2 separate regions of the Homo sapiens genome follow, and region 2 is linked to region 1. The links are chromatin contacts, found by Hi-C or POLR2A ChIA-PET in ENCODE. All regions are on one chromosome and are shown on one strand. Each heading gives the region's core, a stretch centred on a gene start or an enhancer-like site at or near the end of the contact. The rest is flanking DNA. Distances are from core to core; before and after follow the strand shown.

Region 1 (6,741 bases), core at 4,012-6,511:
AATCACTGTAGCCACTAAAATGGTCCATTGCATACGGTTTATTTCACTAGATTGCAATTTTATACACAGTATGAAGGGGTTTCCTGATAGCACATATATAGTTTACTTTCTGTACTGCTGAAGAACCAATTGTTTTTTACATTGTATCATAATACCCTATCATTAAAACATTATTCAGTGAATTTTTTCCAACTACATATAAACGGAGATTTACCACACACATTCTTTACCATGGTGCAAGAATGCCTTTATAACATATTTGAATCACAAAATGTGAGTCTAAAATACATCACTGTAATTAAAACACTACTTTAAAGTTACAATGCCCCATGTTATAGTAGCCAGATTTGATTAATCCCTGTATAAATCACAAAGCAATTTGGTGGATAATGTCTTGGCTAACTGGCAGCAGCTTTTAACCGTGATATTAAAAAAAAAATTCTTTAATTAAGAACCAGACTTTCACAATTTAGAAAACTTCTTCCCTTATATGTCAATATTCTCAGTCAAAATGGGATATTTAAAAATTTGTAGTCTCTAAAACAAGGAAAATAAATCCAACCCTCCCTTAGCTGAAAGGATGCGGTTCTAACATTAGGTTTCGTAGAAACCTAAGAATAGCATTGTACGAGGAGTGGAAACAAGTCATAAGAAACATAACATTTCTTTTAAAACCTCTTAAATTCCTCTGCCCCTCCCCATCTCTGTCAAACACAGAGAAAGAATACTGCATTACAAACAAAGATGTGTTTCCGTGAAATGATGTAAACAAGTCAGAGAGAAAGATTTCTTCATTTTCCTATTTTGTGGAGTGGGGCAGTGGGATATCAGTTAAATAAGAAATAGAGCTCCTTAATCAAAGAACCACTTCATTACACACAAAACAGCTCGGGGCAACTGCTGAAAACTTCTCCTGTGTTTCCTTTCCTTTTCCCCAAAGTTTGAGAATGTTTGAAAGTTCAATAAATAGTAGAAAAATAATCCTTTACTTAGAAATTCTGAGATGCATCGTTTAGAGCATAACATGAGTTCCATACAGCAACTGTGGTATCCAGGTACCGCTAAGAAACAAAGCGAAATCTTCAATGCACACATTTGTATCTGCATGTGCCACATTCCAGTCTCTGGGTGAGCAGATTTTTCTCTCTTCCAGTTAAGGAGAGCTGAATGCTTCTGGCTCTTTGGAACATTCCTCTGGCTCAGCTTCACTTGCAGGTTCCGTCTCTGTGTTTGGAGGTTCGCCTTCTGTTACCTTCCATTAGTGTTATGGCAGGTCTGTTCATCAGGCTTATTTCCCCTCCATTTCAGAACCAGCCTCACATCTTCACAAATGTGACTGTGTTGTTGTTTCTCTCGTTTTTAACCATGTCGACAGGCAGGAAATGACTCAAACAACTCTGCACAAAGCACAAACACAAGGGAGGTCTCTTGCTGTGGGTTTTAAGCCGGTTCTTTTTCTTTCCAGAACATTCTGTAGCTCCCAGATCTCATCTTGGCGTGGAGGTGAGGAGATTGTTAGCATTCTGCATCGACAGTGTGTACCGTGACGGCCGCCTGTAAGTGGTGGCTATGATGAAGTGTAGGGTGGTGTGACCGGTAGTGGTGGAACTTGTGACTTAGTAGGGCAGCAGTCTGAGGGGGGGTATCCAGGTCTAAGTCCTCATCATGGTTTCCCACATCGACCCCGGCTGACAAGGGGTCATTGTTGCATGGAGGATTTTCACTGTCCTCCTGTGGGCTCATGGTGCTGTAACCTAGAAAAAGAACAAAACAAACACACAGCTGAGAGCTTCAAGACGCAGACAGAAGATTTCACCTACAATTTCTAGGGCACTGGGAGGTATTCCTGTCTTTGCAATACATAGGTGCAAACACTGGCAGACTGTCAGCAGATGCTAAAGTAATTTATTTTTAAAGAGATTTAGTGATAACTCTTTTTTTCCCTTAAAAAACAATGACACAATAAATACATAACCACTTCAGACAGCTGAGAAAGTACAGAGGAGAAAAAAAAAATAAACAAGAACCCTTATCCCAAATCCCCAAACCAGCAACACAAAAATGAAAATCACACTACATCCCATCATCCATGGCGAGCCACCACTGGGGACCTATCTTTCTACACTTTTACCTATGATAAAGATAATCTTTTTTATTAAAGAAATCCAAAAAATGGACAGCTTCAAGAAGAAGATCTGAACAGGATTCAGATCAACTGGGGCTGGTGCGGAAATCTGGGCTTCCGCCTGAATGCCTGAATGTGACGCCACAATAGAACAAAAAGAACCATCACCATCACCTGCGTGCTTGCTTGGTAGCAGGCACTTGTGTCAGGCAATTCTTGCACACCAATGGTGATATATTTTAATATACATTTTACAATTCAGGGAAATGATGATCAGAGAGGTTAAGGAATTTGCCCAAAGTTCTAGTGCCTAATGAAACACTAACTCCACATATACCCAGGGCAACTAGCTGTGCAATCAGCTATTCTCTGTGTTAGCTGCCCCCCACCCCATTTAAATTTAATTTCTTTTGGTATTCTAAGTAATACATGTTTCAAAGGCAAATGCCCTTGCTGATCAAAGGATTCCATTCTGAGATTCCTGGCATGTTTTTAAATATTGCAAAAATCTCCTTTAAACATTTTAAGAAGCAACAGCTCATTAATATTTCCATTGCATCTACAGTTAGCGTCAATCAGCACTTACCCGTGGGTAATGCTAGTCACATTCATGGCTGCAAAATTGATGTTCTTGCATGCAGCCAAGCAGGAGTCATTGGTGGTTGAAATTGTATGCTCTGTGCAAAAATTCTGTCCTCAATGAAACATTACTCAAATGATAGAATTATTTAGCTGTCAGTCCAACTTAACAAATATTTACTGCGTACCTATAATATACAAGTCACTGTGTTGGGCACTGGAAGACATATAAAGATGAAAGCCTGGTCCCTGCATAGGGAGCTCAAAAGCTAATGTTTGAGAAATGAAACAAATATCAGCATTGGTCATTCACTTATTCATTTATTGGAGACCATTATGGGGCTGGAGCGGGAGAAGAGGAAACACGAATAAGAGACGTCATCTTTCCCTAATGATTTTACAGTTGAGTTTGAGACAGATGCTCACAAAACAAAGCCTCCTTTTACACAGATAATGGTAAGTGCTATAACTGAGGTATAATTAAAATCCAGAAGAGGGAATATCTAATTCTGCCTGGGGGAATAAGGAATCTTCAGAGAATGTATATTTTAGTTGGGCTTAAGTGGATGAGTAGGAGTTTGATAAGTGGATATAAAGAAAGGAACAGGATGACCACAGCCATAGAGGTGTGGATATAAAGGCCATCCCTGTTCCATGTGGCTTGGATGAGTGCTAGCAGGTAGCTGGAGGGTAGGGCAGGTGGGAGGCATGAAGTTAAGTCAAATCATAAAGCCCGTGCCGAAGAGTAGCAAATGGAGAGACCACACAAGATACTGAGCAGGCCAAAAAATGGCATGATCATTTGTGTTTAGAGGATGGTGGTTTGGGAGATGAAGCGAAAGGAAAGACAGGGAGCAGTTAGGAGGTTATTTCAACAGCCCGCGTGAGGGATAGAGAATTAAACTAGGGCAGTGGGATTGGACAGATTTAAAAGCTATCTCAGTGGTGGAGGCAAGAGAAATTGGTAAGTCATCAGATGTGGGGGACTGTGGGGGTGAGGAGTAGTGAAAGGTGACTACAACTTCAAGTTATAAGGATAAGAAAGGACAACTCACAGATTGAGTCTCAGGAAAGAAGACACATTTTGTTTATGCACAGCTTGATTTTGAGACTCTGTTGGTCACATATGTGGAGATGTCTAGCCAGAATCTCAGAAGTGTCATCTGCAAATTCAGGGCAGAAGAGGAAGTGTTCACTGACATATGTGTCCACCATAAGCATGGTCGGGCCTGGTTAGTACTTGGATGGGAGACATGTGTGTCCACCATGACTGAGTGCCTTCTTGGTGCCAGGTGCCAGGCTAGAGGCTGGACAGGAAAGGGCTAAGGTGAGGCCTCAGCTCCTGAGAGGCCTACCTTAGGGCAAGAAGGGGAAACACCCATGTGCTAAAACAGAGGCACACAAAAGGAATTCCAAAGCCAATGGACTTGGCTTAGATCCTTGAGGTGACAATTGGGTAGACCTGATGGGAGAAAAGGGGCTAAGTAGGTAAAGACAGGGGTGTAAAGGTACCTCCAGCAGGGCCCAAGCACATGCAATGGTACAACAGCTGGAAGGGCTCTGGTGGCTTCTGGGAATGGTGAAAGCTTGGTGCTGGGGGTTGGGGCGGTGGGAGATGGCACTGGACAGATAGGCTAAGACCAGGTCAAGAAGGCTGGCTGAAGCTATGAGCTATGATCTAGTAGTGGACAGTGGGAGTGGTCAGGGGGCAATGGGGAGGCTGGACAGAAGGAAGGTGGGATCAGAGGCTCAGAGGACAGGGTGCTGGAGCATGGGCCTCGAGGAGATGGCAAGGACATAAAGTAGGGCAGTCGCAGTGTGTGGACTGTTCAAGTGCACAGTAGGCTGGATTTGGTGACCAAATGGACTTGCCTGGTGAAGATGCCAGGGAGCTGACATCCTTGGAAAAGGTCGAGGTTTCTAGGTTCAGATACTGAGCAAATAGTGATGCCCTTACCCAGGATTAAGAGACCAGGAGCCAGAATAGGTTTCTCAGCTTTAGCAGTGCTAAGTCTGGAGTGTTAGATTGGGTGCTAGGCTCCAGAATCTAAGTCACAAACTGCTGTGCATATTAAAACCACCTTATGCTATACATGTAAAGGATTAAAGTAGAAAACAGGATTTTAGCAAAATCCCAGTGATTATTCAAACACTTCCTGGATAGCTTCCCGTCTCTGCTCATTTACAAGCACCCACACACTAACTGATAATTCATGTTAGCATTCGAGGTGTTAGATTCATGGTGGCCCTTCTGCTTGGCTCACCCTCCCACCTTCCTCATCTTGCTATTGTGCCTCATGCTTCAGTTGGAAAGTCTTCTCTGGGAAGCTTTCCCAACCTATTTCCCCCACCCACCTCCAGTCCTGCCAGCCCACATGGGGGCTGGTGCTCCTTCTGTGATTTTACATGCATTCTGTGCACATCTCTTATATTTTGCCATATTATAATAAAAAATATAAGGCTATCTATTCATTAGCAAATTCTTTCTTAAATTGTAAGTTCCTGTTTATCTTTGTATCCCTAGTATTTAACACAGTGACTCACACAAAGCAGGAACTTAAAAACAACTGCTGCCCCACCCCCCACCAACGCACACTATACTCTCAAAGCAACAGCATCAGTGAATTTTGTAGTTACCTGTGGCTTTGCCTGGTACAACATTCACTAGTCTCATCTAATAATGCAGACATTCTAGGATACACTGGACTCTGTCCATGGGTTATGACAGAGTCCAGTGACACTCTGAACCTGGCTGGTCACAGGTCCTGGGTTCACATCCAGGACGGTAGTGATGGTGCAGCTGTCTCCAAGGCAACTCAGGAGGGCACCCATCTCTTCATCTCAGGATGGCACCCCCATCTCTTCTGCTACTGCTTTCTGATAGGAACCTCAACAGAGGTGCTTTCAGAGTAAAACTCTCATACTAAGGGCATTCCATTTAATTTCCTTACTATGATACCATTGCTCAACTCCTCTGTAACTTCCTCTTATTTCAATCATTAATGGAAATCTGAAGAGGTCAGGGGAGAAGGGAATAGCAAGTTGTGGAAAAGCAGGAGAAAGACAAACACATTTTCGTATTCAACAAATTAATTGTTTACTCAGTGCCAGGCAGTTCTGCTGAGCACTGGGAAGGGTGATGAATTAAGACAGACATAGTCCCTGACTCATGGAGGAAGACGCACTATTTGAAACACAAAGGATATTTGCAAACACTTTCAAGGAAAAATTTATTTACTATCCAAAGGCTTATGTAGCAAAGTGTCTGCAAATACAATCTCAAGTGGGAAATGGGCTTTAGAAAGGAGGTCAGGCATCTATCAAAAAGAGCCGAGATTAGGTTTTTGTTCTTTGACAGTCTGCTTATATATTTATCTGATAGTTCCTAAGAAACTTTGTTTGATTATAAGGGGTGTGACGTCCCTCTGGGGACTCACTCACCATCTCGTGGCCACAGAGAGTAACTGCAGGAGAATGTTTGTGCACCTCTAGAAAATGGTCTTACGTTCATCTACAAAGTTTTTTGACCAGGTTTTTAAGGTTCAGCATTTGCTTTTTAAGTATTTTGGAATTTGCCACAAACTAGGGAGAAATCTTCCTCTACAAAGAAAAAAATGTTGCCTAATATACACTTACATAAAGTTTCTGATGAGATAGTAACCAAAATACAAATTCACAAGGAACAAATAACGTACAGGTGTTTTTTGACTTAAAAATAAGCCAATAGATGATTGGACAGAACATGATATTTTTAAGAGAAATGGGCAAAGCAGATAGATAGTTGAAAACACACACAGGTAGTAATTGTTTCTAACCTCCACTTGTGAGGGTAACACTGCTGAAAATCAATCATTCTAAGTGGTCTTAGACTATGGGCCAAAATGATTCTACTTTCAAAAAACATTCTCAATTGGAGTAGTTTTTCTTAAGATACAACAATTAAAATTAGATTCTTTTGAAAAACGAAATTCTGTTGGCCACATAAAATATTTCTAAATAAAAATACACCCTAAAGTTTCTAAGTTTAGTTTGGTAAC
Region 2 (5,864 bases), core at 2,714-5,213, 310 kb before region 1:
TTACAGTAAGCTATGAGAGTACCACTGCACTCCAGCCTGGGCAAAAGAGTAAGACCACATCTTTAAAAAATAAAAAAGAAGAAACAATAGAAGCCGTTTTAATTAAAGAAAAGCCATGAAGCAAATCACCTAGACCTAAAGATATTTTCAAATTCAGATACTGTCTGGTAAAATATTTCAGTCTGTGTGGATGGGAAAGCTAAGTTTATGACATAGTGAACTATTCAAAAAACCTTAAGAGATTCATCAATTAGTTTACCAAATACAATTTGAGTTTACCAAACTCAACTCTCCATTATAAGGAACAGATACTTCTATATTATTTCTTCACACTTATGTGAAGAGATAAAATCTCTCTTGCTTAGAAAGCCCATATTTATTGTTTACTTCTATATTAGTGTAGACATCAAGGTTAGTGAAACATTTAATTGTGAGATGTCCTAAAATGGGTGTGACTGGTGTCTGAGCATGAGAGTTCACAAATTATATTTATCTTAATTATTATGACTTTTAAAATTTTAATATCTGGAATGGCAACTTATTCTTCTGCAAGATCATCTTATTATAACTTATTCTTCTGCAAGACCATCTTGGCTAATTTTGGCCCTTTGCACTTCCATATACATTTTATAATTAAGTTGTCAAGTTCCATCAAAAAGTCTGCTGGGATTTTAATTGGAATTGCAATCAAATCTATAGGTCAATTGGAGATAACTCACATATTTTTAAAGAATTAATTGATTTTCCCTCTTATTTCTAGTTGACATAGTACATATTTATTGGATACAATGATATTTCAGTACATGTGTACAATGTGCAATGATCAAATCTGGGTAATTAGCATATCCATCACCTTGAAAGTATATCATTTATTTGTGTTGTGAACATTCAAAATTCTCTCTTCTAGCTTCTTGGAAAAAAATACATTAAATTATTGTTACCCGTATGCACCCTATAGTGCTATAGAACACTAGAACTTATTCCTTTCATCCAGCTGTAAATTTGTATTTGTTATGTAACCTCTCATCATCTTCCCCTCCCACTACCCTTCCCAGCCTCTAATAACCACAGAAAATTCACTTTTTTTTTTTTTTGAGATGGCGTTTTGCTCTTGTTGCCCAAGCTAGAGAGCAATGGCGTGATCTCGGCTTACTGCAACCTCCACCTCCTGGGTTCAAGTGATTCTTCTGCCTCAGCCTCCCCAGTAGCTGGGATTACAGGTGCGTGCCACCATGCCCTGCTAATTTTTGTATTTTTAGTAGAGATGGGGCTTCATCATGTTGGCCAGGCTGGTCTTACAGTTTTCGTTTGATAAAATGCTTTTTGTTTGTTTGTTTGTTTCTTGAGTTCAGATTCAGTAGCCTGGTATAATGACAAACTAGAAATCACAGTATGGGAAAAATATAGGAGATGATGCTTTGATTTCAGGAATATTGTGGATTATCAAACTAAAATTAGCAGATTCTATTTAGCCTCTTAGAATTTCAAAAATTTTTAGACATTAGTATACATCCCCACCTTCACGATATCAGAAATAAAGGGTAGTGAAGATAGCAGAGTGAAATATGAGAATTGTCTCCATTTCAGAAGGTATTTGGCTGAAATGAGACATTTCACAATTTGGTCTTCTGGTCTGCTCATCACTGGAAGTCCCAGCTTCTTCCTGGATAAGAAGTTGTACTTGGATTATATTATTATAACCACATTGTAATTATTATTGTGGAAACACCACAGACAACACGTAAAAGAATTTTTAGTCATAATCCCTACTTATAGTCTTGATTCCTTTGATCTTCACATCTACTTGTTTTGCAATTTTGGTTCCTAAATCAGACATTTGGTATAGTTGGTCAGCCTAGAAACGTCAAAGACAAAAGCTGTCTAGCTATTTGCAAGATTGTCATTGAAGTCCCTTGTGTTTGCACAGATTGCATCTGTCTATTCTGAAAGATGAGCAACAAATCCAGTCAAAGCCTGAGTGAAATAACTGACAATCTTAGATCAACCCTGATGGTCACTCACGAGTCCAGCAGTTTCTATGCAGAGCACCAAACACCTTACTTACAAAAGTAAGGTTAGTGGGAGCTTGGTATTTTCCATATCATCTTGGAGAAGCACTGTTTTGCTTATTCTGTTTTTCCTCCTCCTCCTCTTCCTCCTTTTCTTCACATATTTTGTGTGAATAAGAAAGTACTATTGGCTAGGCAGGTTGGCTTATTCCTGTAATCCCAGCACTTTGGGAGGCTGAGGCGGGTGGATCACCTGAGGTCAGGAATTTGAAACCAGCCTGGCCAACATGGTGAAACCCCGTCTCTACTAAAATACAAAAATTAGCCAGGCATGGTGGTGCACACTTGTAATCCCAGCTACTCGGGAGGCTGAGGCAGGAGAGTCAGTTGATCCCAGGAGGCAGAGGTTGCCATGAGCTGAGATCGCGCCGCTGCACTCCAGCCTGGGCGACAGAGCGAGAATACGTCTCAAAAAACAAAACAAAACAAAAAAGTGTTATTTATAGGAATAAGAACTAAAATGCCTTGTTAATATATTGTTTTGGCATTGCCAAATTTAGCCTATTTGAGTGCATGGATTGCATTTGGGGATTGCTGTTTTCTTTTTTGTTTTGTATGTTTGCTTTAGATGCGTAGACAGAGGGAGTGGAGTAAGGCTTTACAGAGATTACTACAGAAGGCATTTTTTTTTTTCATAAAGAGGGGAAAACGCACCCATCTCATAACAAGAATTTGGAGTCAAAACGAGACAGATTCCATTCCTGCCTTCCACATTAATTAGCTAGGTGACTTTGGGCAAATCACTTAACCTCTAGGTTTTCTCATCAGCAGAATGAAAGCGTTGGCCTATAGACACCCATTTAAATCCCTCCTCCAAATACTCATTCGTTCGATATTTTCTCAGTGTCTACTAAGCACAATCATTGTTAATAAACACTATGATTCTTGGAGAGCTCCAAATCGTGTCTCTGCTTTTAAGCATCATTCCCCTTCCTCCTTTAAAACCAGCGCCTGACTTCTCCCCCAAACAAATCGAAACACTTTTACCGTCTGAAAATGTACATGGGAAAAGAAACGCGTTTCATTGCAGTCACCCGGCGCCAACCTAGACCTGGCGGGCCAGCGAGCTCGTGAGATTTTCTTTCTTTCTAAAGGACAATCTCCACATTTTAAAGGGCAACCCAGTTACCCGAAGAAATACAACTTAAAGGGCGCCTGGAGCCAGGCCGGGACACCCACCCACGCTTTTCTAGGCTGAGGAAACCTGGGAAACTTTTGGGCTCCCGCCGAGTCACGCGGCTGTTCCACGGTAAGAATTGTGCAATGGGGCGAGTCAGGCGGGCGTCCTAGTAGGGAAGAAGCGGGGGAGGCTGCTGCGGTGCCAATGCTTTTCTTAAAAAAAAAAAAAAAAAAAAAGCTAGGTTGTCTCACGCCGTGCGAGGCGCGACGGCGCGGCCGGACAGCCCGGTTCCCGCTGGCCCCAAGCCCGGGCCAAGAAAGCATCGCTTCCCCGCCGGGACCTGGAAGGAGCAGCGCGTGCGTGCGTCCCCTCCCGGGGGCAGAGACTGCCCGCCCGCCACAGCGCTTTCCTGGGACTCTGCGAGGGGCCGGGGTGCGAGCGGGAACTGCGGCAGGCGCAGACTGGCCACATCGATCGTGGCGGGGAAGTCCGGGCTCGCGCTTTCGGTAAGAGCGCCCGGGCTTCCAACTGCGCGGTGCCCCCGCCTCCGCCGCCGCCGGCCAGGCTCGCACTTTCGGATGGTGACGCATCCAGCTGGCTCCGCGGAAGCCTGCGCTGAAACCTGGAGCCCTCCGGGGTGGCCTACTCCTCAGCGCTGCGTTACTGAGCGCTCCCTGGGTGCAGGCTTGGTGATCCAAGTTTGGTCACAGTCATCACTTATGTCACTATCCTTGTGATGTACATACTATAATTAGCGTCACTTAGAAGTGAGGAAACAGGCTCCAAAAGCTTGTTACTTGCTTGTAGTCAAACAGAAGGCAGAGCTGCGAATCAAATCCAGGTTTGTCTCGACATGCCACTAGCTCATACTTCCCTTGGATCAGCCACTAAATGGCTTTCACTCCAGTGAGCAGCGACCAGGTAACACATAGGACGGGTGCGTGGCGGTACCGAGCCCACTGCCCAGGGGCAGCGGGGGCGCTTGCTTCTGGCTGGGGCTCACTCATTTGCCCAAATGGGCTGTAAAATATATACATACACACCCATATATGTGCATATATACACATACGTATATACACACAAACATACGTATATACGTGTGTGTGTTTGTGTATACATACATATTGGACAGCATACCGCAGACTCTGAGCCTCAGTTTTCAATCTTGTATTGGGATCAGGGCACCTATTGTAAGGAGTAGTTGGAAGATGAAATAAGATAGTTTTAACATAGATGCCAGCATCTCGGGGACGCCTGATATATGCCATTTTGCTCTTTTTGCAGCACTCCTGGGGACATCAGGGCACTCACGCTCCTTAACACTGGACAGGAGACCTGCGCAGTCATTCTAGGTCAACACCCTCTCTGACAGACTAGGAATTTAATCCACTCAACGGGAAAATCACTTACCTGCATCACCATCTAGTTACTGACAGACACCAAGCTAGGGTTCCTGCTACCCCTCAAACACACATACCACACACTCACACTCAAACACTTGCTGCCCCTCAAACACACATACCACACGCACACACACTTGCTGCCTTTCAGGCACACATACCCCCCCCCCCACACACACACTTTCTACCTCTCAAACACACATACAACACACACATTTGCTGCCTCTCAAACACACATATCACGCACACAAACACACTTGCTACCTCTTAGACATACAACACACACACTACCACACACACACGCACACATGCACCCCCTCTTTTCCTCCTGGAAGATTCAGACCAGCTCTGGGGCCTGAACGTGACTTCCTCCGAGCGTTGGCAGTGGCGTGGGTGGGGACCTCCGGGAAGGCGAGCAGAGGAAATCAGTCACTGCACTCGCCGCCAGCCAGCGCACAGGGAGAGGGGGACCCAGCCCAGAGGTCCCGCCCCCAGCTCCGCAGGAGGCCTCTGCTGGCGGAGGCTGGGCCCCTTTTGGTAACAAGGGGAATCACTGCAGCCCAGTGAAAGATAAACGCGTGGGTCGGGCTGTGGAATGTCCAAAATTATGAAGATTAAGGAAACAGGCTTTAGGATTCACTTGAAAAGTGAAATCGGCGAATGAAAGTTTTCTAACATGATGAGATCTTGGAAATTGTCCACTCCATTTTTGGGAGGGGTTTAATAATCACTGCCCAACTAGAGCAGCTGTTTTTCCCCTTCCAACGCCCCATTTTGTGAATTGATGCTGAAATAACTGGCCAGGTCTTTCCTTTGGGCACCCTGGAATGTTGGGAATATGAATGGCCTCTTAGTAGAGTTGGAGCTCCAAAGGAAAGGACCCTTTAGAAACAAAAACTTCCATGGCGCCACCGCACTCCAGCCTGGGCCACAGAGTGAGACCCCATCTCAAAAACAAAACAAAACAAAAATCCAACCGCCCCCCCACCAAAAAAAAAACCCTCCTTTTTAAAAATCACAAAAATAATTATTATTCATTGCAGAAAAATCAGATTTTTTCCAGAATCAGAAAATAAATGGAAATCCCACCACCCAGAAAACCACTGTTAACAATCTGATGTATAGCATTATATGTAATCACATCGAACACAATGCTTTGTCACCTTTTTCCTTTGAATCAAATATCATGGAAAAATATTTTCCATACGTGTTTTTAAATCACTACTTCGTATTCCATTGTACATTTATTTAACCAAAGCCCTATTGAATAACTTA

The links. A loop is a pair of places that touch in the nucleus more often than their neighbours do. ChIA-PET counts read pairs that join two places held with the same protein, here RNA polymerase II (POLR2A). Pooled maps may share reads with other maps.
Region 2: a pooled map shows a loop between it and region 1 (2.1-fold over the local background). The contact joins the promoter of LINC01359 here to the enhancer-like site in region 1. A Hi-C loop is called at or near these places in 1 of 168 maps with a recorded cell type or tissue (lower leg skin) and 2 of 50 pooled maps. POLR2A ChIA-PET finds 5 or more read pairs at or near these places in 1 of 52 experiments (naive thymus-derived CD8-positive, alpha-beta T cell).

Annotation. Positions count from the first base shown.
Region 1 is chr1:64,686,336-64,693,076 of GRCh38, reverse strand. It overlaps CACHD1 (cache domain containing 1), which reads right to left. Exons shown (of 27, transcript NM_020925.4): 27 at 24-1,754. The coding sequence ends at 1,516. Among named protein-coding and RNA genes, the nearest start is that of RAVER2, 55 kb to the left of the region's middle. Within about 2 kb of position 5,261, at least 5 of the 41 ENCODE cell types and tissues checked have a DNase peak (open chromatin) inside an H3K27ac peak, as active enhancers do.
Region 2 is chr1:65,000,575-65,006,438 of GRCh38, reverse strand. It overlaps LINC01359 (long intergenic non-protein coding RNA 1359), which reads left to right and starts at 3,963. Exons shown (of 7, transcript NR_119383.1): 1 at 3,963-4,110. It also overlaps a transcript of JAK1 not described here. RefSeq lists a silencer at 3,598-3,737 and an enhancer at 3,868-3,947.